2 separate regions of the Homo sapiens genome follow, and region 2 is linked to region 1. Evidence: chromatin loops called from intact Hi-C (ENCODE). Cell type or tissue: sigmoid colon. All regions are shown on one strand. Each heading gives the region's core, and the rest is flanking DNA. Links, peaks and the distances in the headings are about the cores only. Region 1 has its middle 45 kb from the start of LINC02384. Region 2 has its middle 47 kb from the start of LINC02384.

Region 1 (15,752 bases), core at 6,952-9,451:
CCGCCTCAGCTTCCCAAGTAGCTGGGATTACAGGTGCCCGCCACCATACCCTGCTAATTTTTGTATTTTTAGTAGAGACAGGGTTTCACCATCTTGGCCAGGCTGGTCTTGAACTCCTGACCTCATGATCCACCCACCTTGGCCTCCCAAAGTGCTGGGATTACAGGCGTGAGCCACCGTGCCCGGCCAGAGAAGTCTTACTGACTATGGTAGTACAGCTTCCAAGACGCCCCCCAGTGACTCCCACCTTCTTGTACTCACACCCTGTGTAATTCCCACCTCTTGAGTATGCACTAGCTTTAGTGACTTGCTTTTTTTTATTATTATTATTATACTTTAAGTTTTAGGGTACATGTGCACAACTTGCAGGTTTGTTACATATGTATACATGTGCCATGTTGGTGTGCTGCACCCATTAACTCGTCATTTAGCATTAGGTATATCTCCTAATGCTCTCCCTCCCCACTCCCCCCACCCCACAACAGGCCCCGGTGTGTGATGTTCCCCTTCCTGTGTCCATGTGTTCTCATTGTTCAATTCCCACCTATGAGTAAGAACATGCGGCGTTTGGTTTTTTGTCCTTGCGATAGTTTGCTGAGAATGATGGTTTCCGGTTTCATCCATGTCCCTACAAAGGACATGAACTCATCATTTTTTATGGCTGCATAGTATTCCATGGTGTATATGTGCCACATTTTCTTAATCCAGTCTATCGTTGTTGGACATTTAACAAACAGAATCAAGCAGCCATGATGGGGTGTCCCTTCTGAGATTCAGTTACAAAAAAGACTGTGCCTTCCATCTTGGACACACACTTTCATTCTCTCACTTGCTTGCTCACTCTGAGGGAGGCCAACTGCCATATTGTGAACTGCCATAAAGAGAGGCCCACATGACAAGGGCTGAGGGAGGCCTCCAGCCAGTAGCCAACAAGGAACTGAGTTCTCTCAGTCCAACAAGCTGCAATGAACTGAATCTTGCCAACTGTTCCAGCTGGCACACTGAATGCATCCTCTTGAGAGACCTTGAAGTGGAGACACCAGCTAAGCCATACTTAGGTTTCTGACCCACAGAAACTGTGAGATAATAAATGTTTGTTGTTTTAAGCCACTAAGTTTTGGAGTAATTTGCTGCTCAGCAATGGATAACTAATACACTGACTATCCTATATAAATTCACAAAATCCTACCTCTGCCATTCTAGTATTTCTTCCCACTTACTCCATTACTTGCTTTATAGCACTAATCTCCAAAGCCTTGAATATTATGTTTGTCTGTTTGTTTGTTTGTTTGTTTGTTTGTTTAGTTCAATCTCCACCCACTAAAACAAAAGCTCATGGAGGCAGGGATATGTGTAGCTTGGTTCACTGCTCTATATCCGAGCATGTAAAGCATGCCTGGCACATAGTAGGCTCTTCAAAAATATTTGTTGAATGAATCAACAAATCTGAGTACAGGAAAGAACTTTGTAAAATGGTGAAAACACAACTTAGCTCACAAGGTTGTGGTGAGTGTTAAATGAGCAAAATACTTCATGTGTCCAGTCCTTAGTAGGTGCTTAACAAAATATGCTTTTTATCCTCAAAAGAAATTGTCATCAAGTAGCATTGGTATGGACATATACAATTGTAGAATTTTTTCAGACTGGGATGTTTATTTGCACAATACTTGGCAAAGGAGAGGAGCATAGCACCTTTAAATTAAGAGGCAAAACTTCATTTCAGCAGCTATTTTAATCGTGAGCCTCACCCAGCCCATCTCCATTTCACTCAGGATCCTTCAACAACACTCCACTTATGTATGAGCCACACCTTTAGTTTTCTATATTATTTTATAACTCAGTCTCCCTTCAACTTTAAGAACTTTGAATTTATCACAGAGGTTCTTTCAAACCTTTATGGGCTCTGAATTCGATGCTCACTTTGAGAGTCAGAGAAAAATTAAAAAATAGTTCCTTCTGTCACTCTTACTGAATGGCCTCTTAAAACTCCGCTGTCTTCATAACCATTGCCAGACAATAAGATAATCCAGAGAGCAATAGGCAATTATTACCATTTCAAAACCATTGTGCAGTTGCCTCTGAAAAGAAATCACTGGATGTATGATCTTCAGTTTTTATGGACTTATGCCATTCTTTGGCAGGAAGCAGTGTAAGCAGATAATTTCTACAGAACAATAATGTTTAAAACTTTAATACTGGCCAAGCAATAGGAGCAATTTTCCTAACAGGATTGAACTAAGGATAAATGGGATGTCTGACAAGCTACTCTGCTGCAGCGATGTTTCTTGAACCCTTGGGAACTCTATTTTCTTCATCGTTTTATTACAAATCTAGCACGGTTCCTGTTACATGAGAGGTGCTCAGTCAATGTTTGTGGATTACATGGATGAATAGGCAAGTGAAAGAGTTATTATAAGCCCCTGGATGAATGTCTCCTTGTCTTATAAGCTAGTCCACCTGGATACAGCATCGTGGGTGGTCATGTTTTCCCTGCCTGAATCAGTTGATGGCCTCATTTGCCTTGGTGGCTAAACAGACTTAACTTTAAAATCCGGGCCTGCCACTTCCTAAATGTGTGATATTGGCACAGGCACTTAACCACTCTCAGGCTTAGTTTCCTCACCTATAAAACTAGTATGATAATATTTACTTTATACAGTTAGTAATAAGATTAAATTAGCAGCTAACATGTAAAACACCAGTAGCAAACACACCTAGGTAATCAATACATAATTGTTCATTAAACCTAGCCCTATCAGCTGTCACTATGAACAAAAATATCCCACTTGGCCTGTTCTCTCTCAGCTAGTTTGTTCACAAGCCCCAGGTGATCCTTAGTATGCAGAAATTTAGGTCCTAGAAAAGTATTTCCATTATTATGTTAGCCAACTCTTGTTATTTAAAATTTATTTTCTATTTACAAAGTCCTCTCAAATACAATATTTCTTTGAGCCTCACAACAACCCTAAACGGCTGGTAGAGCAAGAGTCAAGGCCCTATTTTACAGATGAGGAATCTAAAGCAAAAAGAATTAAATTACAGAAAATCACACAGATAGTGATGGTAAAATGAAGTTTCAGACTCATGTCCAGAACCTTTTCATTACATTATACAGCCTCTAACCAAGTGCATGGAGGAGAAGCCATTAACCTGGCCCAGGCACGTCTCTCAATCACCTTCCCACCTGAAGAAGCACTAACTAGTAACACAAGATGCTGGGTAGGCAGCCCCTTCTGGAATCTCAAACCTGCGTCTTTCAAAGTTGGCCAGGTGCGGTGGCGCACGCCTGTAATCCCAGCACTTTGGGAGGCCAGGGCGGGCAGATCACTTGAGGTCAGGAGTTCGAGACCAGCCTGGGCAACATGTGAAATCCCATCTCTACTAAAAATACAAACATTAGCCAGGCGTGGTGGCGGGTGCCTGTAATCCCATCTATTGGGGAGGCTGAAGAGCAAGAATCGCTTGAACCCAGGAGGCGGGGGTTGCAGTGAGCCAAGATCACACCACTGCACTCCAGCCTGAGTGATACAGCGAGACTCAGTCTCAAAAACAAACAAACAAACAAACAAAAAGTTGATGGCCCAGTAATCATCTAGGATTGTGGAAAGGAGCTTCCGGAAGGGTGGAGCCAAGTCTTATATTAATTCTCCTGGGAACTGAGTGTGAGGTGGTGGTGCTCCCCCTGGGCGATTCCTGACAATAATTGCTATGGGGGACAGGAATCTTGAAACTGAGAAGAGATTTCTCTGTGCACATCACAATCCTGTTTCACTGGTCCTGCAAATACACAGCCTTGAGAAACCTAAACAGGGAATCTTCTTTAACGCCGTACCACTTTGCTGCACAGCTAACTAGATGGAGGAAGGAAGAGTAAATTAACAATCAGTACCCACCTCCTCTGTGCCAAACCCTGTGCTCGGCCCTTTATATGTTATCTCACTCCATTTAATCCTTAAACAATAAATACATTCCTGTAGTGGATATGTGATATTTCCCTACCATACATTCCAATTTTTACCCACACCTCCTCCACATGGCCCGCATGTTCTAGAAAAGCTGGCCTACCCCTGCTGCTAGGGATAGGATAAGTGGCTAGGGCTTAAGCTGATCGGTATAAGCCCATTCCCTGGTCACAGTTCAGGGAAGAGATATCACCAAATTCAAACCAATAAGAAGTTTTCTGGGGGTGTAGGAAAGTAGCTCACTTGTGCAAACTTTTCCTCTCTCTCTCTCCTTCTAGAAGGAGCTGACATGAAGCCTGGAATTGCCATAGCCCTTTTGCCACCATCAAGAAATGAACCAATGTGAACCTGAGAGACCCAGCCTTTCAGATGAATCCTGAGTGGCTAACTGGTCCTAAATTTAAAATGGAGCCAAGATGCTATTTGCTGACTAAAGGTCACACAAGTCCTCTGAGTTCGCTGAAAACCCATACCTTTTTAACTTGGGGACTTTCAGCTCTGACCTGAACCAACAGAGCTCACCTGCCCCGCCAATCAGGGCTCAGCTGTATCAACCAATCAGAACTCAGCAGTGTTGACTAATCAGAACCATGCAAGTTTGAATCCTTTATTTGCATAAACAGACCTGACTGGGATCCCAGACAAGAAATTTTGCTATAAAATCTGAACGCTCTCTTTGTTCACTGAAATGCACGCAGACGGCTATGATCTCCTCAGTTTGCAAACTGTTTACAAGGATGAAGCCTTTTCTCCAAATTCCTTCTCAGAGAACTTTTGTTCATAAGGGCAACCAGCGCCAGAGTGAAGTTGACTTCATGAAAGAGCAAAGGGACAGGAGAAATCAATTTTTGATGATATCACTGAATACCAAATCAAAAACCCTAAAATTTTCCGTCCTTTTAAAATTTCCTCTTATATGGGAGCCAAGTAAAACCACTTATTAATTTACCTAGTCTGAGTTGAGTATTCTATTACTCACAACATAAAAAGACTTAACTCTATTGATTAGGGTAAAGCTATTCTGCCATAAGAAGGAAACTCAACAATGATGGAATGGTTTAAAAATCTAAGTTCATTTCTCTCTCATCTAACAGTGGGCAGGTGTTCCAGGTGGACAGGCAGCTCTGCTTCATATCTGCATTTAGAGAACCAGGTTCCTCCCAGATCATTACTCTGAAACCCCTATGATCTTGCTCTTGTCTCCACAGTCAAGGTTGGGTTGTTCTGAGTTCCACCTTGTAGGAAGGGGAAAGAACATGGAGGAGTCTTATGTCCCAGAGCTGAATATGACACACACTTTGCTCACATTCCACTGGCAGGGAATTAGTTCCTTGATCATGTCTAACAGCAAGAGAGACTTGAAAATATGTTAGCAGCCATGTGCCCACATATCTGTTACCACAAAAGAAAACAAGAATGGATTGGGGTTAACTGCCAGCCCCGCAGTCTTAGCCACATTAACCATTATAGAACCCATTTTACATAGGAGAGAAGTTAAGCTAAGAAAACTTGCCTTACATAACCAGTAAGTGACAGAGCAAGGATTTGAACCTCAACTTCAATACTCACTTCCACATGCTCCATAAGGTAGACTTCTATTGCTCCTCCATGTATGTATTTATCCTTCTTCCCAATTCCAGCTCTTGAAATGACCTCATCCACCATTAGCAACATATATGCCATAAGTTACTATCTACTCTGGCAGTTGCCTGGTACCCTGCAAGGATAGCCAGCTTCTGGCTTAACTCCCAACCACAACTTTATTTTCTGCTCTCTAGGGGAGGAGGTGTTGAAGAAAGGATTGAGATGATTATCCCAGTCTGGCACACAGAAAGAGGTCTGTGTAGTAATATCCAGCTAAAAAGGCAGTTACTTGACAACTGCAGGGGAAATCAGGTGGCAAACTGAGGACAGAAGCAGAGAGAAAATGTGTGGCACCTGGAGGAACAGAGAAAATGTAAAGATGAAGATGGAAAGCTACTAACAATCAATAATAAAAGAGGCTGAAATGGAAAATTAAGGACATAGAACAGACTGGGTGAATTTAGGTCATTTCTGATGTAATGTGTCCAGCATTTCTCTTAAACAATTTTTATTTACTAATTTGAATTAGCAGTACATTTCCAAAATGAACAAAGGTTTAAAAGGAAACACTCTCTCCCCTACCCTATGCCCCAGGCACCCATTTCCTCTCACCAAGGTACAAAATATTATCAATTTCTTGGATATCCTCCTGGACATATTTTATGCATAAGAAGCAAATACAGGCATGTCTTGTGTAAGTATTTTTTCTCCCCTCTTTTATTGACCAATTTTCTACACCTTAATTTTTTTCACTTAAAATATCTTGGAGATCTTTCAAGGTGTATATATAAAGATAGTATCCTCCTTTATTAAAGAGTACTCTTTTTTATGGCTATATCATATTTCATTATATGAATATGCATAACTTATTTAAATAATCACTTATTGAGATATCTAGACTGTTTTCAATCTTCCACTATTACAAACAAGGCTGCAATATGCAATCTTGTGAACATCTCATTCTCTATGTATGTGACTAAACCTATAGGATAAATTCCTAGCACTGGCTTTAATAAGTCAAAGCATATAGATGTTCATAAGAATATTTCCAAATAACCCTTCATAAGATAGTACCAATTTATTTTCCCACCAGTCATATATGAGAGCACCTGTCTCTTCACATTCTTGCCAACACAGTGTGTTGTTAATTTTTTGTCATTGCCAATCTAATACATGAAAAATGGATGTCTGTATATGTTTAAACAACATTCGTGTTCCATTTTCTATGGACTTTTTTGCACATTTTTTATTGGGCTATTGGTCTTTTTCTTATGGATTTTTAGGAGTTCTTTACTTACAAAGAAAATTAGCTAGCTTTTGTCTATTAAATGAGTTCCAAATAGTTTCCGTTTTTATAATTGTCTAGTGACTTTTTATGATGGGTTTTGCATTGCAGAAAAGCATTCCTTTTATTCACTCTCTGAAGCATCTCACTAAATTGGGAGATGCTCATAAAATAAGCCAAACTTTCCTAGATTGCAGGAGGCAGCATGAACTGGGGAAAACTTCACTTTTGAGGGTTTCCTCTCCTGTTTGATCCCACCCTTAATTACTCCCTGGTAATGATATTGTCACAGAACTCAGCCCACTGAATAAATTAATATCACTAACCATGACTTCCAGCAGTAACAGAGTGCAAAGGAAGCCAAGTTTCCTGCCCTTTGGCTTCCCAGCTAAGTCAGAGAGGAAAATAATGTTCTGAAAATCCCCAGAGAATGTTGTTGACACATCAGCTTTCATTTTTCCTGCACCTACTTCCTCCATAAAATTCAATTATAAAAGTCCTTCCTAGGTAGTCATTCAATGAATGGCACTGGGCTGAAGAAGAATAGACCTGTGGGTGGGTTACTAAATGGATGGGAAGAGAAAATAAAGAAAAGGAGTAAATGAATAACAGGAGAAATCACACTGCAAGTAAGGGGCATTTCACAACAGGAATGAAATTGCTTCTGCCACAAGCAGGCAAACAAATTTCTTCACACAAGGAAGGAGGGAGCATATTTCAGAAGGCCAAACATAAGTCTTGGCAGTGAATTTCAGGACCCCAGGGATTGTGACAATAGGAGGGAGGAGTGATGCCCCTTTTTGAAGGTCTAGGAAGATAGGTAGACAGCAATTCTCTAAAATCACCAAGAAAATTCTCTAAGGCAGCTTTGGAGAAGATGCTGGTTTCTTCTGCATTTTTCAGCCTGATCCATGGCATCCCCAACCTTCAGCCTCAGCTGAAAGCATCCCCAACCTTCAGCCTCAGCTGCTCAGCATCTGAGCGAATTCTGACTCTGCCTTAGTGGACATTGAAAGCCCTTTCCCATCCTATGGCAAGTGAGTAGTCTAGACCTCTGGAATTATACTCCTGCCTCTCTCTGCATTTCCCCTTCTCTCATGCATCCCTTTCCCTCCATCCCACAGTACTGTGATCTGCAGCACCCGGCAGGGCAGCCCTTCCCAACCCTGGGCTTCTGCCTGACTTCCTGACTCTCACTCAGCCGCCTGCTCTTGCTGGAGCCTTGCCCTGAACTTCAGCCTCCTTGGCAAGGGCCCTGACAGCCCAGCTGGCCCACAGCCACCATCCTGTTCCTCTCAGCAAGCAGCCAGAGTCCTGTTTCAACACGGATAGTCCTCCCCACCCCGCTTCCTCTGCTGTCCCCCTCTTCCTGACCAACTGAACATTTCCATTATCCAGCGTTCAGCTTTTCCCCTGCTGCATTCCCCTCCCTCCACTAGGTGGGAACCCATGGATATCTACACTGGCTACATCAAGCCCAGATTCCCCACACATACACACCAGTTTGACCAGCCTTAAACCAATATGTACCTTTATTTAACTTATGTAATAAGAAGTCCAGAGATAGGAAGATTCCAGGGTTGGTTAATTTCATGGCTCTCAAGTGTCATTAAGGACCTAGAGTCTTTCACCTTTCTGCTCCGCCATCCCCACCACAATGCCTACTCTTTTCACAAGTTGAGTTCTGCAGCTCTCAGTGACCATGGTGGGCTGAAGTTGGTTCCCAGAGGCTCCTGAGAGCCAATTGCTAAATATTTAGGAGTTTTGCCAGTCAGTTGTAGAGCTTGAAATTGGCCATAATGGGAGAATTTACACCACAGAAATGGAAACAGACAAATGCTACAAATCAGGGCTTTTCATTTTTTGGCGAGGGTGTTAGCAGCGGATTAATGCTGCATCACATCTTCATACGATAACATTTAGAAACAAAAAGGGTCTATTTCTCAAATATATCTTTTTTTTTTAAGAGCAGAGAAACTTTTTCTGAAAACCTCATAGAAAATCCACCACCCCCACTCTCACCCTCCCAACTTCCTTGGCCTGATTATGTCACATGCCCACGTTTTAACCAAAGATTGACAAATGAACAGGATGACAACAATTTCCCTAAAGTATGGGCACCTGATACCTGAAAATCAGGGTTTTCTTAGCTGGAAATAGGGTAGGAGGTAGTGTTTGTGTGAGGAATCCACAGGATTTGTCTCATGCACATACACACATTCTGCCACATGATTGAGAGCTTCTCTCTCTGCCCTGGCCCACCGTGGAGGTTTCAGCAGGTTTACAGGGCAAAAAGGATTAAATGTTAGCCAGGAAGAGAATTATGTTAATTCTGTTTTTTAGTTTGTCTGTTTGTTTTTAGAGATGGAGTCTCACAGTGTTTTGCAGGCTGGACTTGAACTACTGGATTCAAACAGTCCTCCTGTCTCAGCCTCCTGAGTAGCTGGGACTAAAGGCACGTGCCACCATGCCCAGCCACATTAATTTTTTTTTTTTTTTTTTTTTTGAGACGGAGTCTCACCCTGTCGCCAGGCTGGAGTGCAGTGGCACGATCTCGGCTCACTGCAACCTCCTCCTCTCAGGTTCAAGCGATTATTCTGCCTCAGCTTCATGAGTAGCTGGGACTACCGGCACACACCACCATGCTCGGCTAATTTTTGTATTTTTAGTAGAAACCAGGTTTCACCATGTTGGCCAGGATGGTCTCAATCTCTTGACCTCGTGATCCGCCCACCTTGGCCTCCCAAAGTGCTGGCATTACAGGCGTGAGCCACGGCGCCCAGCCTGCCTCATTAATTTTTATGTGTTGACATACTATTTCAAGTAAGTTAAATAAATACAAGACTAGATCTCATTAAGCAGTTTACTCAAAATTAATTTTTCTCTATTCAGGCTTAATCTAATCCTGATTTTCTCTCTGGCTGGAGTAGACTGTAAAGTTGGAATGCACCTGAATCTTTTTTGGGAGCCAGTTTCTTCAACGGCTTGTCTGAAATTGCAAAACTTTCAAGGGTATTGTGAGGTATCAGACTCTATGCCATCTGTCTTCAATGGCTCCAAGGAAGGGACCCCAAAACTGCTCTTTGATAATTCCAAGAAAGTGTCCAAATTGCACTTCTCTGCATCCCATTCACCTTTTTGAGCCTTTTCCCTTCCTTTAATGAAAAAAGAAATAGAAACCTTCTGACCACACATGCCTATGTTTGTGCACAATGAGACTGGCTCACATCGATTTTAAAACGGCCGGGCACAGTGGCTCACACTTGTAATCCCAACGCTTTGGGAGGCCAAGGCTGGAGGATACTTGAGCCCAGGAGTCTGAGACCAGCCTGAATAACATAGCGAGACCCCATCTCTACAAAAAATAAATTAGCGTGAGCCGAGATCGCGCCACTGCACTCCAGCCTGGGCGACAGAGCGAGACTCCGTCTCAAAAAAAAAAAAAAATAAAAAAAAATAAATTAGCACACCTGTAATCCCAGCACTTTGGGAGGACAAGGTGGGTGGATCACTTGAGGTTAGAAGTTTGAGACCAGCCTGGCCAACATGGTGAAACCCCATTTCTACTAAAAATACAAAAATTAGCCAGGCGTGGTGGCAAGCACCTGTAATCCCAGCTACTCAGGAGGCTGAGGCAGGAGAATCGCTTGAACTCAGGAGGCAGAGCTTGCAGTGAGCCAAGATAGCCCCACTGCACTCCAGCCTGGGCAACAGAATGAGACTCCATCTAAAAAAAAAAAAAAAATTTAGCCAGGCATAGTGTCACACACCTGTAGTCCCAGCTATTCGGGGGGCTAAGGCAAGAGGCTCGCTTGAGCCGAGGAGTTCCAGGCTGCAGTGAGCTATGACTGCACCACTGCACTCCAGCCTGGGTGACAGAGTGAGACCCTGTCTCTAATAATTATAATAATAATAAAACTTTTACATGAGCCCCTGTAGGGTATAAAAAGAATTACAAAGCCCAGTCCTTCCCTTCCAAGAGCTGACAATCTGTTGGAACAGGAACATACAAAAAGCAAATGAACAGTATAAGTAAAAAAAAAACTGTAGCCGTTTGGGAAAAGAATAAATCGTTCCTGGGTAGGTTAGCAATTTCATTTTTTTTTTTTAATTAATGTTTTCCACTATTTCATTCTATTGTAAAAATGTTCAAACAGAAAAGTTGAAAGGATGGTACAATGAACACCATGACCCCATCAGTTAGATTTAATACCTGTTCATATTCTGCCATATTACCTATCTAAATATTTTGCTACCCATTTTAAAGGAAGTTGCAGTCATTGTATAAGGATAAGGTAGTCAGCCTTATTCCTTCACTATGCACCTTTTTAAAAAGGACATTTGCCTAAAATCCATAATACCTTTATCATATATTTTTTAATATCATCAAAAATCTAGTCAATATTAAAATTTTCCTAGTTGTTCCAAAAATAAATATGGTATAGGATATAGTATAATATGATTTTGCAAACCAGATTTATACATTGCATTTGATAGTTATATCTCTTTAGCTTACTTTAGTCTGGAAGAGTTCTACTTTTTTTTTTTATAACATTGACCTTTGAAAGAACCAGACTAGTAAATGGTCCCAAATTCTGGATTTGTTTGTTATCTCAAGGTGTTAACTTGTTTTTCTAGACTTGATGTCCTGTTCAAATAAAGGACAGGTTTGATTCAGATAGAATCAATCATTGTCCTGACCGGAAGCAGATGGCATACTCAAAGGGTCTAACTGAAGGATGTGAAATGAAGGGACTATTTACAGATGTGTGGGCAGGCATAGGGAACAAGCGATGGTGAGGCACTGTGGGACTGCTGGCCCTAGGTCTACAACAGCCTGAGCTGAGTGCAGTTACTGAAGCATTGCAGGAGCTGGAGCTTTGGGAGAGGGGTCCCCACCAGGAGCCATGGATGTAGCAGCAACACAGGCACCACCAAAACTGCACCTGGGCAGGGAGTGGGGTGGTGGGGAACAAATACCACAACATCTCTCTCCTCTACCTTCAAAACGGCTGTTGGAACCCCTGCGTTGGCCAAATCTAACTAGAAGCCAAAAAGCAAAGGAGCCTGGGCAATGGAGTCTGCAGGGGGGGAGTCTCCAGGGGTGCAGGGCAGGATGGTGAAAGGTGCTGAATGGATTTCTAAGGGCAAATGGAGAATGATGAGCACGCAACTTTGACATTTTTGGCTAGAATGCTTTATAGGTCATGCTGTGAACTTCAGATTGCATCACATCAGGGGAAACGAAATGTTAGGTTGTCTCACCCATTAACCAAGCTCAATTTGACCCCTCCGTTAAAGCAATGCTAGCCACATCTCCCTACTGAGATGTAAAGGTGTGTTTTCACTTTGCAATCAGCAAGTGATCCAGCAGGAGACACTTGGCACCAGGGGGATTCACGGTTTTGCTCCAATAATTTTTCACGTAATTGTTTCAGCATCCATGGATGATTCTTCCCTGAATCGGTCATTTCACTGGGAGTTGCAAAATGTTGATTTTTCTGAGTTTTTCTTCCCATATTTGGATATGGAATGAAAATCATGTGAAATTTTATACATTAAAAATAGTTGAGGCTGGGTGCCGGTGGCTCATGCCTGTAATCACAGCACTTTGGGAGGCCAACGCGGGCAGATCACGAGGTCAAGAGATAGAGACCATCCTGGCCAACATTGTGAAACCCCGTCTCTACTAAAAATGCAAAAATTAGCTGGGTGTGGTGGTGTGCACCTGTAATCCCAGCTACTCAGGAGGCTGAGGCAGGAGAATCTCTTGAACCCGGGAGGCAGAGGTTGCAGTGAGCCGAGATCGCGCCACTGCACTCCAGCCTGGGCGACAGTGCGAGACTCTGTCTCCAAAAAAAAAAAAAAAAAAAAAAAAAGTTTAATATAAACCATTTCATAAGGTTCAAATGATTCAAATGAAAATATTTATTACCTAGCACTGTTTGGGAAGGAAATCTTTCCTCAAATGGAGAAAACCTACAGTTCTTCCTAAAAAGAGGGAGTTAATGTTCACTTCTTCTCCTTTATATATCAGTTGTCAAAGTGAGAGCCAAATGAACGTTAAACTGCTGCTTTTCTTCTCCTCCTTTTCCTCTTCCTCTTCTTCTTCCTCCTCCTCCTCCTTTTTCTTCTTTCTTTCTCTCTCTCTCTTCGCTTTTTCTTCTTAATGCCCAAATCGTCCCAAATTTAGTCAGTGAGAGCTCCTTCAAGCTAACCCCTTGATAGGCCCCTGTTAGTCTTGGAGGACTTTCCTTCTGGAACTCTGGTACGTCTAGGCTTACCTGGTTTAAGTTATATTTCCCTGCCCCAGACCTCCAAAGAACCTTGGCTAATTTTAGTAGAAAATGATATTTAGAGGCTGGGCATGGCGGATCACACCTATTATCCCAGCATTTTCGTGGGCCAAAGCGAGAGGGTCTCCTGAGCCCAGGAGTTTGAGACCAGCAACATGGTGAAACCCCGTGTCTCCAAAAACCACAAAAGTATTAGCTGGGCATGTTGGCACATGCCTGTAGTCCCAGCTACTCCGGGGGCTGAGGCGGGAGGATCACCTGAGCCCAGGAAGTCAAGGCTGCAGTGACCAAGCCACTGCACTCCAGCCTGAGCGATGGAGTGAGACGCTGTCTCAAAAAAAAAAAAAGAACAAGAAGAAAAGAAAATGCTATTTAGAGACCAGTAAGTATTCTCTTTGCTGGTGAGCCGTTATTGCTTCTAGACTCTTACAGTGGACAGAGCCTACGCATGCACACACACACACACACACACACCGCCTTTAAATCAGGAGTTCACATTAACACTTCCAATTCAAATTTAATGTTATCAGATAGTCAGGAATTTATGTTAAGGAGCAAGGATTTAAGTTGGCCGTGAGAGGTAGGTACAATATCTTTTTAAAAAATAATTATTTTCTATAATACAATCCTACTTACAAAGAAAAACACAACTAAATAAGAAAAGAGAATAAATGTATCAACAATCTCACCCTTTTAACACATCCACTCAATCTCTTTATATAAGTCCTTGGTGGTTAGGATTTTAATATATAGAGAGCTGAAGAGAGGAGCTTCTAAACAGGGAAGTACAGGTCCCAATGTAGATAAAGGACCTGAAATGGAAAGTTTATATATGAACATTACTCATCTTTAGGCCTCTCTTTAGGCCATACTTTCTTTGGTGCATAACCTTTCTACTGTCTCTGACTGTCAAAATCATATTCATCCTCAAGAGCTTTCCCCGACCCCCAGGACCCCCAGCATAGTGTAGCCTTGCCCTACCTGCAGTGCGTTTCTGTGGATCTGATAACCGCTTTTCACTTGATATTGTTAAAGGTATGTGTGGATCTGCTGTATCTCCCTAGCTAGTTCCCAGCTAGTTACAGTCAGGAACTGTATCTGGTTGTCTTTGTATTCTAAAAGCTCTTAGCTCAGTAACTCGTATATAAGAAGCTTCCTTTTTTTTTTTTTTTTTTTTTTTTTGAGATGGAGTCTTGCTCTGTCGCCCAGGCTGGAGTGCAGTGGCGCGGTCTCTGCTCACTGCAAGCTCCGCCTCCTGGGTTCATGCCATTCTCCTGCCTCAGCCTCCCGAGTAGCTGGGACCACAGGCGCCCGCCACCACGCCCAGATAATTTTTTGTATCTTTAGTAGAGACGGGGTTTCACCGTGTTAGCCAGGATGGTCTCGATCTCCTGACCTCGTAATCCACCTGCCTCGGCCTCCCAAAGTGCTGGAATTACAGGTGTGAGCCACCGCGCCCAGCCTGTTTTTTTTTTGTTGTTTTTTTGTTTTGTTTTGTTTTGTTTTAAGGCAGAGTCTCACTCTATCACCCAGGCTGGAGTGAAGTGGCTCAATTTTGGCTAACTGCAACCTCCGCCTCCCGGGTTCAAGTGATTCTCCTGCCTCAGCCTCCTGAGTAGCTGGGATTACAGGCATGCGCCACCACGCCTGGCTAATTTTTGTATTTTTTTAAGTAGAGATGGGGTTTCACCATGTTGGTCAGGCTGGTCTCGAACTACTGACCTCGTGATCCGCCCACCTCAGCCTCCCAAATTGCTGGGATTACAGGCGTGAGCCACTGTGCCCAGCCAAGAAGCTTTCAATAAACATTTGCTACAAGAAATTCAACTGCAGAGGGTCCAAAAATGAGTCTAACAGCTTCACACTATATTGTGCAGACCCCCATAACTGTTCTTCTTGATTAAAAGAAACTTTCCCATTGCCTGTCCATCTTTCACCCTAGTTACTTACTTTTGAAACCTCAGGCTTATGTTATTTCTAATTATTATAGTTGCCTAGTAATACTTCTATTTTAAGGCTGCTTCTAATTTTCAAATAACAATTTTAAATACCTTTAAATAGATTATACTATTTTTTTAATGTCATTAGGTTGAGAGGTATAAACAACATTCTAACGCTTTACAAGGGAGGTGACTGAATTGCCTTCTTTATAGGCTATAAAGAAAAAGACAACCTGGTGATATTTTTTAAACTCACCATGATAGAGGCAGATGGATACATTATTGTAAGAGACCTGGAGGTTTCTTTCAGCTCTCAGATTTTAATTGAGCTATATAAATGTACACAGTCCCACCTTTTTATGACTAAACTAAATTGGTTTGGATCAAAACTTCATTATTGGCAAATATAATAGTAATTTCAATAATACTTACAATACAGAAATCTGTAGGCCTCTATTTTCTTATCTATAAGATGAGAAAGTTGAATTAATTGATCTCTATAGTCATGAAGCACTGTAGTTATGAAACACCACATAAATCTTCTGGGAGTCTATTATTGCTAAGATGCATGCTTTCTATGATATTGATTAGAATAATTTTTGGCTCCTAAATCTTCCTAATAGCTGATAGATTTTCTAAAGAACAAATTTAGCTTTATTGGATACCTTTAGATTCTTAACACAAG
Region 2 (15,752 bases), core at 5,858-8,357, 91 kb after region 1:
CCTTCTTGTTTTTCAGGTAATTCTCTTGGATATTCCAGGTAGTCAAGGTAAAGTAAGTAAATAACGACAGCTTCCTCTCTTTCTTTTCCCCTGACTACCTCATTTGCCAATATTTGTGCATTTTATGGCATGGGGGAAAGATTCATAATGTACTGTGGGTGAGGAGGGACCTTTAATACATTCCAGGCAGAGGGAACTCTATGTTTGAGCATGAGGTTATGAAGCAGCTTGACAGATTCAAGAAACTGGGAGTAGTTTGACAGGACTGTAAAGTAGGGCACAAATGAGGGAAGCAAAAGATGGTAACTTGAAAGAGAAAACAGTGGATCTTGAAGGATGACAAGTCATTAAGAGACTTCAAGCAGAGATGTAGCATGATAAGATTTATGTTTAAGAAAGAATGCCAATGTCAGCAGTGCAGAGGACTGACTGAAGAAGGTGGTACTGAAGAAAGGGAGAAAGGTTAGGAGGCTGCAGTAATGAGACAAACAAGTGGCGAGCCATCCATGGAGCAACAGAGAAAGGGCATGGATCTGGGAGAAAGGAATTCTACTCATTCAACCTCCATCTTGTTGTGATTTTTTTTTTTTTTTTTTTTTTGAGACAGAGTCTTGCTCTGTCCCCCAGGCTGGAGTGCAGTGGTCTGATCTCAGCTCACTGCAACCTCCACCTCCCGGGTTCAAGTGATTCTCCTGCCTCAGCCTCCCGAGTAGCTGGGACTACAGGCATGCACAACCACGCCCAGCTAATTTTTTGTATTTTAGTAGAGACGGGGTTTCACCAAGTTGGCCAGGCTGGTCTTGAACTTCTGACCTCAAGTGATCTGCCAGCCTCAACCTCCCAAAGTGCTAGGATTACAGACATGAGCCACCGCACCCTGCCCTAGTTGTGATTTTGGACCAGTTACATAATCTCCCCAAGCTTCAATTTTTGTAATCTGCAAAATTAAAATAATAGCACCAACCAGCATGACTATGAAGCTTAAGTAGGATAATTTGTGTGCAGTGCACTCAAAAATGGTAGATCTTTACTACTAAGCCAGACATTGACGGTGAGAATGAAGTTGAGATCACAGATTCTAGGAAGGCAAATCCATCAAAGTGCCATGCCAGAGTTAGCACTTCCTCTTCTGAGTTATGAGGGAAGGTGAATCTTGACGTTACCCCCTTTCACCCACACACGAAATTCCACCTCTCCTATGTTCCTTCTCCCTGCCCACACCTCCCAACAAGCCCATCGCTAAGACAGCTCTGGGTGTTGGATTTGAACATAACATAGTTAAACTACATGGCTCACAAATTATTATGACAACTCAGCAACAAAAAAAACCACAAACAACATGATTTTTTAAATGGCCCAAGGACTTGAATAGATATGTTTCCAAAGAAGATGCACAAATGGCCAACAAGCATGGGAAGATGCTCACCATTAGTCACTTGGGAAATGTAAATCGAAACCACAATGAAGTGCCACTTCGCACCCACGAGGATGGCTATCAAAAAATGCAAAAAACAAGTGTTGGGGAGGATATGGAGAAATTGAAACTCTAATATACTGTTGGAAGGTAAAGTCATTTGGCCACTGGAGAAAGTAGTTTGGTGTTCCTCAAAACATTAAACGTAGAATTACCATATGACTTAGCAATTTCCCTCCTAGGTATAGTGCCAAAAGAATTAAAAAACAGGTGTTCAAACAAGTACATGTATTGTATACCCATGTACACAGCAGCACTGTTCACAATAACTAAAAGGGAGATACAGTTCAAATGTCTGCCAGTGGATGAATAAACAAGAGGTGGTGTATACATATAATGGAATATTATTCATCCATAAAAGGGAATGAAGTACTGATACATGCTACAACATGGACGAACCTCAGAAGCATTATGCTAAGTGAAAAAAGTGAGACACAAAAGGTTACCTATTGTATGATGCCATTTATATTAAGTATGCAGCAAAAGTAAATCCACAGAGGCAGAACACAGATTTGTAGATATGAGGCACAGGCGGAAAGGGGGATGGGAAACAACTACTTAACACCTATAGGGTTCCCTTCTGGAGTGATGAATATGTCATGGAACTGGAGGTGACGGTTGCACAGCATTGTGAATGCACTCAATGCCACCAAAATATTCACTTTAAAATGATTAATTTTATGTGCTGTTACTGGTACCTAAATAAATAAATAATTTTTTAAAAAGTATTATGAAAGCCTTTTCACAGAAAGTGGATGTGATCAGCTGCTAGAGTTCAGATATACCTACCTCAAGTTACCAATGAAGGTAGTTTGCATTAAACCACTATGGTACCCACTCCAGTCAGTTTTTAATGCCCAGGCAGTCTGTATTGCTTAATAACACCAGTAACCCCAGTTAGGTGCGGTGCAATCTCCTGCTGATGTCAATACCTTAAACTAGTTGGAGCCCTTATTTTTCCTTCAATTATCTTGTCTTCCCACAGTCCCTCTGAACACTTCCAGCCGTAGCCTGGCTCCAGGAGCCTTTTGGAGGCAAGTTTTCACCCTTGGAGTTGAATCTTTTTTGACTGCAATGTCTCTTTGAAAGTTCTTACATACTATTATATGAAAATATTGCCTTTCCATGCCTTGACTATATAAGCTCCATGAGGTTTGGAACTGTGCTTCTTTTGTTTACCACCTTACCTGGTACATAGTACAACAAAGAAACAGGTTGTTTAGATCTCAACAGACCCAGGGGTTTCCTTATCTGCTATTTTAACTGCTTCTGAGTGTGACATCACTGAAACAAAAAAGTCAGATAGGTAAATTGTCTTTTAATTTTAACTTTGTAATTATCCTGTGTGCATAGGAAAGAAGATTGACTAGAAACTAGCTCATGCTTCTCTTATATCGCCATTCTCCTCCCCAGACAAAATACTACCTTGACCCCTATATCAACTCATGAAACACAGAATCCTTCTCAACCTCTTCCACCTGCAGCTCTTCCATAGGGTGTCTTTATTACTGCCTGAAAGTAAAAACTCTAGGATACTAATTCAATAGTTTAAAAAGTGAGGCCAGGTGCGGTGGCTCACACCTGTGATCCCAGCACTTTGGGAGGCCAAAGAGGGCGGATCACTTGAGGTCAGGAATTTGAGGCCAGCCTGGGCAACATAGCAAAACCCCATCTCTACTAAAAATACAAAAATTCGCCAGACATGGGCATGGTGGTGCACACTTGCAGTCCCAGTTGTCAGAAGGCTGAGGTGGGAGGATGGCTTGACCTGGGAGACAGAGGTTGCAGTGAGCTGTGATTGCACCACTGCACTCCAGCCTGAGCGACACAGCCAGACTTTGTCTCAAAAACTATATGAGGGTGTTTAATCCTTTGTCTTTTCCTAATGCAACGAATTGAGCAATTTGAATTCTGAGTAGAAGCAAACACATGAAAATGTTATTTCACTTTTTATTATTTATTTATTTAAACACCCTATTTCACTTTTTTTCTTTTATTCAAAGTGACTCACTTTTGTCCAGTTACCGACTTTCCAGAAAATATCGCCAGTACTGGAAGCTAAGATTGGACTATTTTACTGCTGTACATAAGCAAAGCCTTAATCTGGCTTTAAGGCTCAAAGAAAGATTCTACAGGTAATAATTACAGACAAATGGTGCCCCCAAAAAAAAGATGTTTTGACACTGCTAAGAATAAGCGTGCGTGGGTGCCTCCTCTGTGTCAAGCACAATACAGGGGAAGAAAACTGATTCACTAGTCAAAGAGTTTTGGGTGTGAATCCCAGCTCAGCCACTAACTATGTGAGCTTGAGAAAATTATTAAACATCTCTGAACATCAGCTTATAAACTTTAAAAATGGAAATAACAGGTACCTCATAGGGTTGTTGTATGCATTAACTATGTTAATGTATTTAAAGACTGCCTGGTACATATTAGTCTCTCAATTAATGGTCATTATCCTCCTAAGCAGGGCTCATCTTATTGAGATGAAATTGTATTGGCTTCTTGTTTACACACACACACACACACACACACACACACACACACACACACACAGAGAGAGAGAGAGAGAGAGAGAGATAAGCATCTCCTCATCTCATTTTCTGGCTTACTTAATAATAAAACTGTCAAAAGAGAAAAGTAAGACAAACTGTATAATGTACAAGAACCGTGGAAACAGTTTCCAAAAACTCTAAATCTGTAAGAATTCTGTTAGGTCAGCAGGTCTGCATCGATTTTACTCATATTTACCAAAGGTTGCTGCCCAATTTTTGCTGCTACTTTTCTTGTCACATCCATATTTTCCTATTACAGATATATTTTATGTTTCAATAACATATATGGGTCCCCACGAGAAACTAAACCAAATGTAATAATGAGCATTGAGGGATATATTTTTCAAACACTGTCTGATTCCTAGGAGGCCCAGAAATTATTTTCGTAACAAAATGAATTTCAATCAACTTGATAACTATTTAGAGAATGCCTACTACATTCAAGACACCAGAGGGATTCAAAGATAAATAAGATACAGTTTGTGTCCTCAAGCAGTTATAATCCAGCAAAAACCTGACATGACCAGCCATGTGCCAGATCTTACTATTCTAACAAACACACTTCATCCCAATGTGGCCTGTTCAATGCATCTCCCAGAAATACTTCAGACAAAATACATTGAAATAAGTATAGGTAATTTTTTAATTCTTTAGACAGATAATCTTGCTCTAAAAAGGTAACAAAACAGGCCAAGCACAGTGGCTCACTGTAATTCCAACACTTTGGGAGGCCAAGGCAGAAGGATCACTTGAGGGCAGCAGTTTTCCACCAGCCTAGGCAACACAGCCAGAACTCAACTCTACAAAAAAAATTTTTTTAATTAACAAGGGGGAAAAAAAAAAAAAGAAAGAAAAAGAAAATTAACCAGGCATAGTGGCACATGCCTGTAGTCCCAGCTACCCAGGAGGCTAAGGTAGGAGTATCATTTGAGTCCAGGAATTCGAGGCTGCAAGTGACCTATGATTAGGCCACTGCATTCCAGCCTGGGCGACAGAGTAAGACTCTGTTTCTTAAAAAATAATAACAATAAAAAAATTTAACAATAAAAGATAACAAAACAAAATACTATCTGAATTATCACTTGTGACTGACGCTGTTGTTTGAATTCACCAGGTAATTCCTCAATTATCCTTTTCTATATAGATATCACTGTTATGTATGAGATCATAGCAGAGAAGCTCTGGCAAGGTAATTTGCAGAATGAAGTATTTCCTATTTTGTACCAAACATGATGACATTTAAGCTACTCAAGGGAAATATATTTTTACACTGTGCGAGATACTCTGTGTTAAGAATTTTTATGTGGTACACTAGGTAAATTCCATGTAAAATAATTTTCCCTAAGAAATAAAATGTTCACAAAGATTCCCTTGTCTGATTTTATTTTAAATCTCAAAAGGTTAATCCAAAATTTGACCTTATAAACAATACCAGCACATAGTAAGCCAAACACTTGCAAAAGAATGTTGTTCTCCAGTGTGCTAAGAACTCTGGGAGTGAGAAGGAATAGGGCATCATTTCCTTTACCTCACTAGGGAACTATTTATAGTCCAGCATTCTAATGAAAACCCTCGTGACCTGGAAAAGTTAATGTGCCTTTCAAAGTGTCTTATTTATATCCAGGGAATAACTCAGGATCACATCCAAGATGTAAACATGTGTTTTTCTCTCTCTCCCTCTCTCTCAGCTCATGCACTTATCTCATTCAATATGAAAGCAAGAAAGAGTTTCAGTCTATATTTATTTTAGTTCTCACTTTACACAGTTGATGATTGAAGATATTGCAGAAGACTAGCGTTTCACTAGAAACATCTTTAGGAAAATGATGGACCAAATTTTGGAGATACTTACAATCTACCAAAAAAAAATAAATCATGGCATTTCTCTTCTTAAAACTTAATGAAATTCAAAGGTTTTATCTGAAGAAAAATCAGTAAAATGGGAAATACAGTCCAAAATAACTTTAAATGTCAGTTATATATACTTATGTTATTTAAATAATAATGTATTATTGACATAAGTGTATATCATAGTTGACAAGTTCTTTTCTTTTCTAGGTGTCCACTTGGGCTTCATTCCCTTCCAGGAGATCCTCCTGACTCTCTTAGACTAGCTTAAATGCCCTTTCGTGTACTCCTTGTCTTAGCAATTCTTGCCTGGCAAGAATTCTGTAAGCTAGGTATAGTTTTGATCACTATTTTACAGGTAAGAAAATTGAGTCCAGAGAAACTGAGCAACGTGTCTAGACAAGATTACGAAGCTGAACCAGGAACCAAACTCCGATTGAATGATTCCAAACCCAATACTCTGGCTGCAGATCTATTGAGTGGACTTGTCTTCCACTTTAACACTGCATTTACCAAACATTAAGAAAGTAGGAAGATAAGCAATTATCTGTTGACTTTGGGTAGTAAATATGGAGCATTGGATAATTATGATAATAAGGTCTTGAGCATTAGTGTGTGCCAAGCACTTGGCTAAGTGTTTATGTTCATTCTTTCATTTCATTCTAACAACATCCAGTGAGATAGAAATGATGAGTATTCCCCTCCACCAATTTTTACAGTTAAAGAACCTGAGGCTCGAGGAAGGTAAATAATTTGCTCAAGGTCACACAACTAAAAGGAGACAGAACCAGGCTCTGTACCCAGGTTGTCTAACTCTGAGTCCACTTGCTTAACCACCATACATATTGCCTAATCCAAGCCCCATCCCACCTCCCGCTTCTCCTTAGATACGTATTTAAGAGGGTAAGTGTAAACTACAAGATGAGGGCTGCCCCTCATTTATCATAATAACTGCTGAATTCTCCCTTTTTTCCTAATATGTATAGGTATATGCTAAGACTTTTTTTCAGACTTGCGTTAGAATTCCGGTCCAGCCACTTACTAGATGAATGACTTTGTTCACATTACTAAATCTCTCTGAAAATACAAGTTGAGTAATTTGCAGTTTCTGTTTCTCCATTTGACAAAAAAAGATGATAGAACCCAACCAGCAGGATGGTTGCACCTAAAGTGAAATCCTGTAATGGAAACTTCCTAGTACAGAGCTTAGTAGGCAGAAGTAATTCGACAAATACCAGACCCATCCCCTTCCCTCCCCTGAATGATAGCTTTAAATGTAGGTATTAATCAAGTACCCACCGGATAAAGAGAAACTTTCATTTACTAACTCAGTCATTCACCTCAAAATATTGTTGACTTCTCTTGAATCTCTCCAGTTAAAGGAATTTTAAGATTACAACGTCCCAAAATTCGTTTTTCTGTCCTACATCTGGATGGCAACAGCTCCTTGAACACTTTTCTCTTGGTTTTTACAAGTGTGCAAATCTATCCATATTTTAAATGTAGTATCTACTGATGATAGATACGTACTCTAATTCCACAAATGTCTACTAGGTGCCTCCTTTGCCAAGAACCCTTCCTGACCCCAAGAAGTTCATAGTTTATTGGGTAAAAAAACACATGACTAGCTAAGACACTATGTAATAACGGTGCCATAACAAAGGCATGTACCAACCTCCATGGGAGCAATTAATCTTGCTCGAGGTTTTGAGGACTAGTTCACAGAAGAGGTGACATTTGAGTTCAGCCACAAAGAATGAGTCAGCTTCTCCGAGAATTAATGAGCATTCCAGCATCACAGGCAAATTTCAAGCAGTATATCTTGTTAAAACTGTGACCACAAGAATGTCCCATCATAGAAACTTTTCTCCTTTTGCTTGGTCCAGATTATTAAAGACAAAACAGTCATGATGACTTTCAGGGTTAATCCACTAAAGTCACTCAACGATGGTTTTACAAAGCAAATGTGTGGTATTTAAGTTTCCCAAAGACGCCATCGTGTAGCACTTAGGATTCCGAACAACGCAAGTTTCTCCTTTGAGAGCTCATATATAATGAATGTGTGTTACATTAAAGATTACTGAAGATTGTAAACCTTCTTTTTTGCATGTGTAAGATTGGTAGCTTTTAAAATATTGATGCATTTGTGTAAATTACCCAACTTGAATTTTACAACAAATTCAGAAAAGAAAATGTCAAAGTTGGACAAATTTTAAATGAACTCTCTATGAAAATAAAAAAAACTTCTTAAATAATATTTTGAGATGAATTGGTCTACAGAGCTCATCTTGGATTTCAACATGTATGTAGCTGAAGGGTACAGAAATGAATTGGCTATGAAGACTTAGGAAAAGTTTCAAGGTTTAACTATCTTTGCCTTGTTCTGTATGTAACCCATGTTTTCCTACTTTTTGTCCTTAATCACTCTGTGAATATTTTCCGTAAATAAATCTGATTCTCATCCACATAGCACCTGCTATTCTCTCTTCTTCTGTGGCCTCCATCCTTTGGTTGCCACCATTTCCAGCAGGTGCTGACATCTCCTACCACAGCTGATGCCATGGAGCCCTCAGAGTGGCAAGGTGTCTCGGTATTGTGTTGCATAGTTGGAAAGAAGTTCTCGCTTCCCTTCTTTTTTCTTGGCTTACTCTAGCTTAGGGCAGGAGGTCCAAGGCAGATGTCCTTGGACCCCAGGGATGGACAACGCTGTCAGTGCAAGTTTTACTCACAACCTTCCCATGCTCCCTCTACAGGATGCAGATGTCCCTCCCTGAGCCAGAGACAACCTGAGTGACAGCCCCAAACCCCTTCCCTCCAATGATCGAAGCTTTGTTTTGGGATCCAGCTGCTTCTGCCTAGCTGCCTTGCCCCTCTGGACAAGTCCTCACCCAAGAAGCCCTGGGACTATCACATAGAGACAGCCTGGTATGCCATTTCCCAGATATGGCCAAACTACTATGGACTTCAGAGACACACCTGGCTTGAGATTATAGGATTCTTGATCTTATTCCTACTTGCTTCAGTTATTGATGAAAATAGGCTGAGCCTCATAACAAATGTTGGAGAATGCTTATGTTCACTTTTATTTGGTTAAGAATGAATGAATAAATGGATGAATGAAAGGATACGAGTCCTATTAAAGCTGTAAACTTTCCCCAAGTGAATGTTTGGTAGCAGTGTTCTATCTCTGCGACCACTATGCCCTGTTCACTTTTACGGTTTTAAATATTTTATTCATTTACCTCAAGAATAGTAACAGCTAACATTGATATCACATCTTACAAAGCCTTTTCCATGTATGTTCCTTTATTTCATTTTTAACCTGTGAAACAGGTATTACCATGATCTCCATTTTCTACAGGAGAAAATTAAGCAGACTTCCCCACTTCCCCATTCTCATCCTTTGCTTTTGCTACTAAATTTTACTAATCTTTCAGCCACACCTAAGACATCATTTTCTCCATGAAGACTTACCTAACTATTGGCCTGGAGAAGCAGGTTCTGTTCCCTGCTCCAGTACAGCCAGAGTGTCAGTTAATCAGAGGGGACCTGGCACAGTCAGGGCCTCCCAGACCAATTACCTTAAGATTTGAGCTATCCTATTAATTGTCCCCAATGCTGTGTATGAGTAATAACATTATTATAACCACACATTTTTTCCATGTGTGCCAGAATGTGGAAAAGGCTAAGTAACACCACCGTGAAGGAATGGCTAAGAGCATGGCTTTTAGAGGCACATATTAGCTATATGATCTTCAACAGCTATGAACCTATCTGGGTGTTAGTTTCCTCATCTGGAAAATAAAAATAACAATAGCAAACACTTACACAGCATTTACTACCATGTAGGTTATCTCTTTTACTGTTCACAATAGCATAAGGTAGGAACTATCATTCTTCCCATGATACAGAGAGGAAATAGGCACAACAGTGGTCATGTTTGAACTTGACGTGAATGATATAAGACCTGTAATTAAAGCCCAAGCCCATGTTTGCAACTACTATATTACATGAACAAACCTTCCTCATACGGTTGTTATAAGAGCTAAATTTGATAATCCATGTGTAAGTGATGCTCTTGTCCCAGAATTGTAACCAAAGACCAAAACCACCAGGTACCCCTTCCATGGCCATGCAGGGTTTACTGAGAGGTATCAATTCAGAAAACTCTCCTTACCTCCCACTATCATCCTCCACCACCTCCACTGCCCCAGTCAACATAAAGGCACTGGCATGCCTGCCTCTACATAACCAGAGCAGAGGAAATAGCTTTGAGGAGACAGATGTTGTATTTGTACTGCTGAGGGAGGGGCTATCAGTTCCACTGTCTCCTCTCCTAGTAAGATGGAGTCTGCACTTGTCCATGGTCTCATGAATTGGCTGGCCACAGAAGGTGGCTGGAAATGGGAGCTATATCTCACCATAACTGGCATTGCACAGTGGCAAAGAGGCACTTGTATCAAAGTATTGCAGCATGATACCACTGTGTGGATGAGGGAGGTCGGCGGCAGAGGATGACTAAATTTTACAAGGGATCAGCAGGGCTTAAAGAAACTGCATCGGCATGGGCCTCTCTGTGATAGGATATGTCAAAGCCCCCTCCTGTCCTCACTTATGTCATATGGGAACGATGTTGCTTTCCTTAAGGGATTGTCATGAAAATTAAATGAGATAATGTGCATGAGATTCCGCAAAATGGTCCCACGATTAATGTTAGCTCCTTCACCACACTCTTGCTACCCAGTGTTTAAAGCTTGGGTAAATACTTTGAGTATGAGAAAAGATGGGTAGCTTTTCATAATGTCAGATTCAACCTAAAAAGAAAAATCTCTGTTTGCAGACTTCTATCTCCCTGGATTACTAAGTAGACCTGAAATTTATTAACCTTTTTACTCATTTGTGAGCACCAGCGTAAGAGGACTTTTTTGAATAATCAAGAAACCTCATTCCGGTGGGCAAATAAAAGGAGGCCAGGTGTTTGGGATTAAAAATGCATTATCCCCACCACTGACTTTCTGGGGATGGTGTCAAGTATTTGCTCTCTCATAATATGTACTATTTCTAGAGTAGAAAAGGAGGAGGGAAACATGTACAGAGATGATAAGAGGAATTTAGGGAAAATGGGGATAGTCGGAAACATGGAGGGTGAAAGTAGCAGAGAGAGGACGGAGAAGCATCCTATTTTTAACCACTTATAGTCGTCTTCCCTCTCCTTAAAAACAGGTCTTCTTCCTGCCCACAGTGAACTGAGTAAGACAATATCTGGGGCTCCATAAGGCCATCTGTGTATCTATTTGGAGCCACTGATATTTGTGTCTTTGTGGCAAAGCTGGGCTGGCTTTTTTAACACTAGATACACAACCACCAAATTCTCCAGAGCTGTTTTTAAGAAAATTGTCCCCATCCAAACTATCAGGTTTTTAAAATTAGCACAATAAAGCTATTTTATAATAACAATGTGAATAAGTAATTCCCAATTTGTGACTCATGCATAAAAAGCAAAGGAGGCTATTTTCTTGAAGTAAAACTAAGATATTTCTGTTAATAATATTAACAGCATAAATATATATTGATGTGTGCTTTCTGTGCCAGGCACCATGCTAAGCTCTTAACACGCACGGGACCCCTTTTGCAGAGGAAGAAATTAAGGCTTAGTAGGTTAAATAACCAGATCAGAGCCACAGAACTAATGGTAGAATTAGAAATCAAACCAAGGTCTACCTGCAAACCCTGAACTCTTAACCTCTGCCCTGTTACCTGCTTTAGAAACTTTTAGTGGCTGTCACTTCATCACCCAGGCCAAGCTCTTACATGAGTGAAGGAAGAAATCTAGCTCATGGAAGGCCGGGCACGGTGGCTTACGCCTGTAATCCCAGCACTTTGGGAGGCCAAGGCAGGTGGATCACCTGAGGTCGAGAGTTCAAGACCAGCCTGATCAATATGGAGAAATCGTGTCTCTACTAAAAATACAAAATTAGCCAGGCGTGGTGGTGCATGCCTGTAATCCCAGCTATTCGGGAGGCTGAGGCAGGGAGAATTGCTTGAACCTGGGAGGCAGGAGGTTGCAGTGAGCCAAGATCATGCCATTGCACTCCAGCCTGGGCAACAAGAGCAAAACTCCGTCTCAAAAAAAAGGAAAAGAAAAAGAAATCTAGCCCATGGGAAAGGCAAGAGCTAAGATATGGCATCAGTTGCTATAGAGAGGAGGATTTGAATGTTTTGCATTGAAGGGTTTGTTGTATTGCAAACAAGCCCATCAAACTTTGTATACAACAAGCCTATGCTTGAGGTGCACCATGAGGCCATTCAGAGGTTCAAGTATTACTTTGGAAAAGGCTTCTGTAATTTTAGAGTTTAACAATGTGAAATTAGACCTAGAATCCTCAAACAAATTCATTTCAAAACTACAATACCCTTGGAAATGAGCACTTCCATTAGATTTGAGACCATTATGTGTCCATCTCTGTGTGAGGGAAATAGATGCTTTTACATCAGAACGAATACAAAATATCAGTACATTTTCATTCAGTACAATTTCCTAAGTTCCTTTTATCCAATTTCCCAATTTTGTCAGATATATGAAGCTGAAATAAAGCTCTCCTTTTAACCCAGTTTCTTGTTCACCTTAACTCTCCAACAAAATTATTCTTAGATTTTATCTCAAACTATTTCTTAGACAGGGATTGGGTTTTATTATGTCATCATGGGATCAAAAAATACAAAGAAATATTTCACAAACAGAATTTTGTTATTTTTCTCTACTATATAGGCATTACGACCTATGCCATTTTGCTCAAAATGTGAGTGTACACATTGTAACAGGGGTCCAGTCCACGACCTGTTAGGAACCGGGCCACACAGCAGGAGGTGAGCTATGGGTGAGCCAGCATTACAGCCTGAGCTCTGCCTCCTGTCACACCTGTCACTTCAGTGGTGGCATTGGATTCTCATAAGAACACGAACCCTACTGTGAACTGCGCACACAAGGGATCTAGGTTGTGCACTCCTTACGAGAATGTAACCAATGCCTGATGATCTGAGGTGGAACGGTTTCATCCCGCAACCCTTTTCCCACTACTCCAATATTTCATAGAAAAATTGTCTTCCACAAAACTGGTTCCTGGTGCCAAAAAGGCTGGGGACTGCTGCACTATAAGAGTGATCATTAAGCAATTGCAAATCTACTACAAGGAATAGCTACTGATACTTAGGTAATGAAAAATGTCACTAGAGATCATAAGTATCAAAAGATACTTGTGACAGCTTAAGACATCAAGCAAACTAAATATAAGAGAAATACTCACCCAGTCTTATGTGAATGAAGATTGCATGCACCACAATTAGGAAAGGTTTCATATTTTTAAGCACAGTGAAACGTTTTCAATCCTTTGGACAGTATTTAAAAACTCTTCAGTTAAACATATTTATCATTACTACTTACAAGACATTCTCCAAGATGCCATTGGGGTACCAGGATAAATAATAAATATATGGGTCACTACCTTCAAGAATCTCTCAGCTTATAGGGGAGGTAAGAAACGTGTTTGTAAGCCGTAACATAGAGTGATGAGTACCGTAAAGAAAGATGCAAAGCGTTGTGGGAGTTCAGATCCCATCTGGTGAGGGGATGAGAAGATGGTGGGCAGCTCATGTCAGGGTGACAAAATGCCCAAGAAAAGCTAACATCTATTCAGGAAACAGTCTCCTTTAACTGGAATTTAAGATGTCACTAGGAGATACAGCTGGAAGTTTAGGCTGAGACCAGGTCCAAGGATTTGAAGGTTATCAGTTGGAGAAATGCAGATTCAGTAGGTATAACCAATATTTCACACGTTACCTATTTTTACATGTTTACAATATCTCTTTTTTAACACCACTTTATTGAAACATAACTGACATAAAATTAACTGTTTAAGTGTAAAATCTGGGCCAGGGTGGTGTCTCACGCCTGTAATCTCAGCACTTTGGGAGGCCAAGCTGGGTGGATCACTTGAGCTCAGGAGTTCAAGACCAGCCTGGCCAACATGGCAAAACTTCATCTCTACTAAAAATACCAAAATTAGCTGGGCGTGGTATCATGTGCCTGTAGTCCCAGCTACTCGGGAGGCTGAGGTGCAAAAATCAAAATCTCTTGAACCTGAGAGGCAGAGGCTGCAGTGAGCCGAGATTGTGCCACTGCACTCCAGCCGGGGCGACAGAGCAAGACTCTGTCTCAAAAAGAAAAAAAAGAGAAACTGTAAAATCTGATAAGTTATGACATATGTATACACCCATGAAAACATCACCACAATCAAGATAATGAATATATCCATCAACCCCCAAAATGTCCTCATACTCCTTGGAATCTTTCCCTTCTGCCCCATCCCCAGGCAACTGCTGACCTGCTTTCTGTCACTATAGCTCAGTTTGCATAGAATTTTATATAAATGAAATCATACAGTATAGACTCTTTTTAGGCTGGCTTTTTACATTCCATGATTTTTGGAGATTCATCCATGTTGTTGGGTGTATCAGTAGTTTGTTCCTTTTTACTAATGTGTAATATTCCATTGTGTTGATGCCCCACAGTTTGTTTATTCATACACCTCTTTGATAGGTACTTGCAGTGTGTCCAGTTTTTGGCTCTTACAAATGAGGCTGCTATCTATATTCACGTACAAGTCTTTGTATGGACGTATGTCTTCATTTCTCTTTGATAAATACCTGGCCATAAAATGCCTGGGTCACATAGTAGGTTAATTAATATTATACTTTTCAAATAACTTCCAAACAATTTGCCAAAGTGGTTTACCACTTTATATTTTTACCAGCAGGTTATGAGAATTCCAGTTGTTCCACATCCTTGCAAATGCTTGGGGTAGTCATCTTTATTTTTATTTTAGACATTCTAATAGATATGTAATGATATCTTACTGTGGCTTTAATTTGTATTTCCTCAATGACTAACAATGTTGGATGTCTTTTTATGTTTTTATTTGCCATTCTTATAGCTTCTTTCATGAAGTGTCAAATTCAAAGTGCGCTAATCTTTTGCCCATTTTAAACTATTGTTATTATTACTCAGATTTTAAAGTTCTTTATACATTCTAGATACAAGTGCTTTATCAGTTATGTGATTTGCAAATATTTTCTCCCAGTGTCGGCTTGTCTTTCCATTCTCTTAACAGTGTCTTCCAAAAAGCAAAAGTTATTAATTTTAATGAGGTCTAATTTATCCATTTTTTAATGGCTCATGTTTTTGGTGTTGCATCTAAGAAATTTTTGCCTAGGCTGGGCATAGTGGCTTATGCCTGTAATCACGGCGCTTTGGGAGGCTGAATCGCCTTTATACCTTTGTCAAAAATCAGTTGACCATATGTGTTACGTGTAGGTCTATTTCTGAACTCTTTATTCAGTTCCATTGATCTATTTGTCTACCTTGATACCAATAATACATTGTCTTGATTATCATAGTATTATAATATGCCTTGAAGTCAGGTAATTTAAGTCCACCAATTTTGTTCTTTCATTTCAGATTGCTTGGGCTATTCTAGGTCCTCTGCATTTCCATCTAAGTTTTAGAATCAGTTTGTCAATTTCTACAACAAAAAAAAACCTGCTTAGATTTTTATTTGGATTAAATCTACATATTAATTTAGAGAGAACTGCTACCTTAACAATATTAAGACTGAGTAATTAATATTATTATTTGGTCTTCCAATCTGAAAACACAGTATATCTCTCTATTTTGGTCTTTAATTTCTCTCAGCAATGTTTTGTAGTTTTCCATGTACAGGTCTTTCAAGTATTTTTATCAGATTACTCTCCATATATTTCATATTTTTGATACTATCTCAAATGGTTATTTCAATTTCTTATTTATTGTCAGCAGATAA

The links. Peaks named below come from ENCODE experiments on the same cell type or tissue, not always from the same donor. Only the 100,000 strongest peaks of a DNase experiment are listed, where the experiment ranks them.
Region 2: it touches region 1 in a loop (1.9-fold over the local background); 1 of 110 quality-filtered maps calls a loop at or near these places.

What each region holds. Positions count from the first base shown.
Region 1 is chr12:68,398,202-68,413,953 of GRCh38, forward strand. No RefSeq gene overlaps it. Among named protein-coding and RNA genes, the nearest start is that of LINC02384, 45 kb to the right of the region's middle. RefSeq lists an enhancer at 3,827-5,026. In sigmoid colon, for the core only: a CTCF peak has its summit at 8,246 (motif pointing right); a DNase peak (open chromatin) is centred at 8,090; H3K4me3 peaks cover 666 bases; H3K27ac peaks cover 1,751 bases.
Region 2 is chr12:68,490,280-68,506,031 of GRCh38, forward strand. No RefSeq gene overlaps it. Among named protein-coding and RNA genes, the nearest start is that of LINC02384, 47 kb to the left of the region's middle. In sigmoid colon, for the core only: no CTCF peak of the experiment used is centred there; no DNase peak of the experiment used is centred there.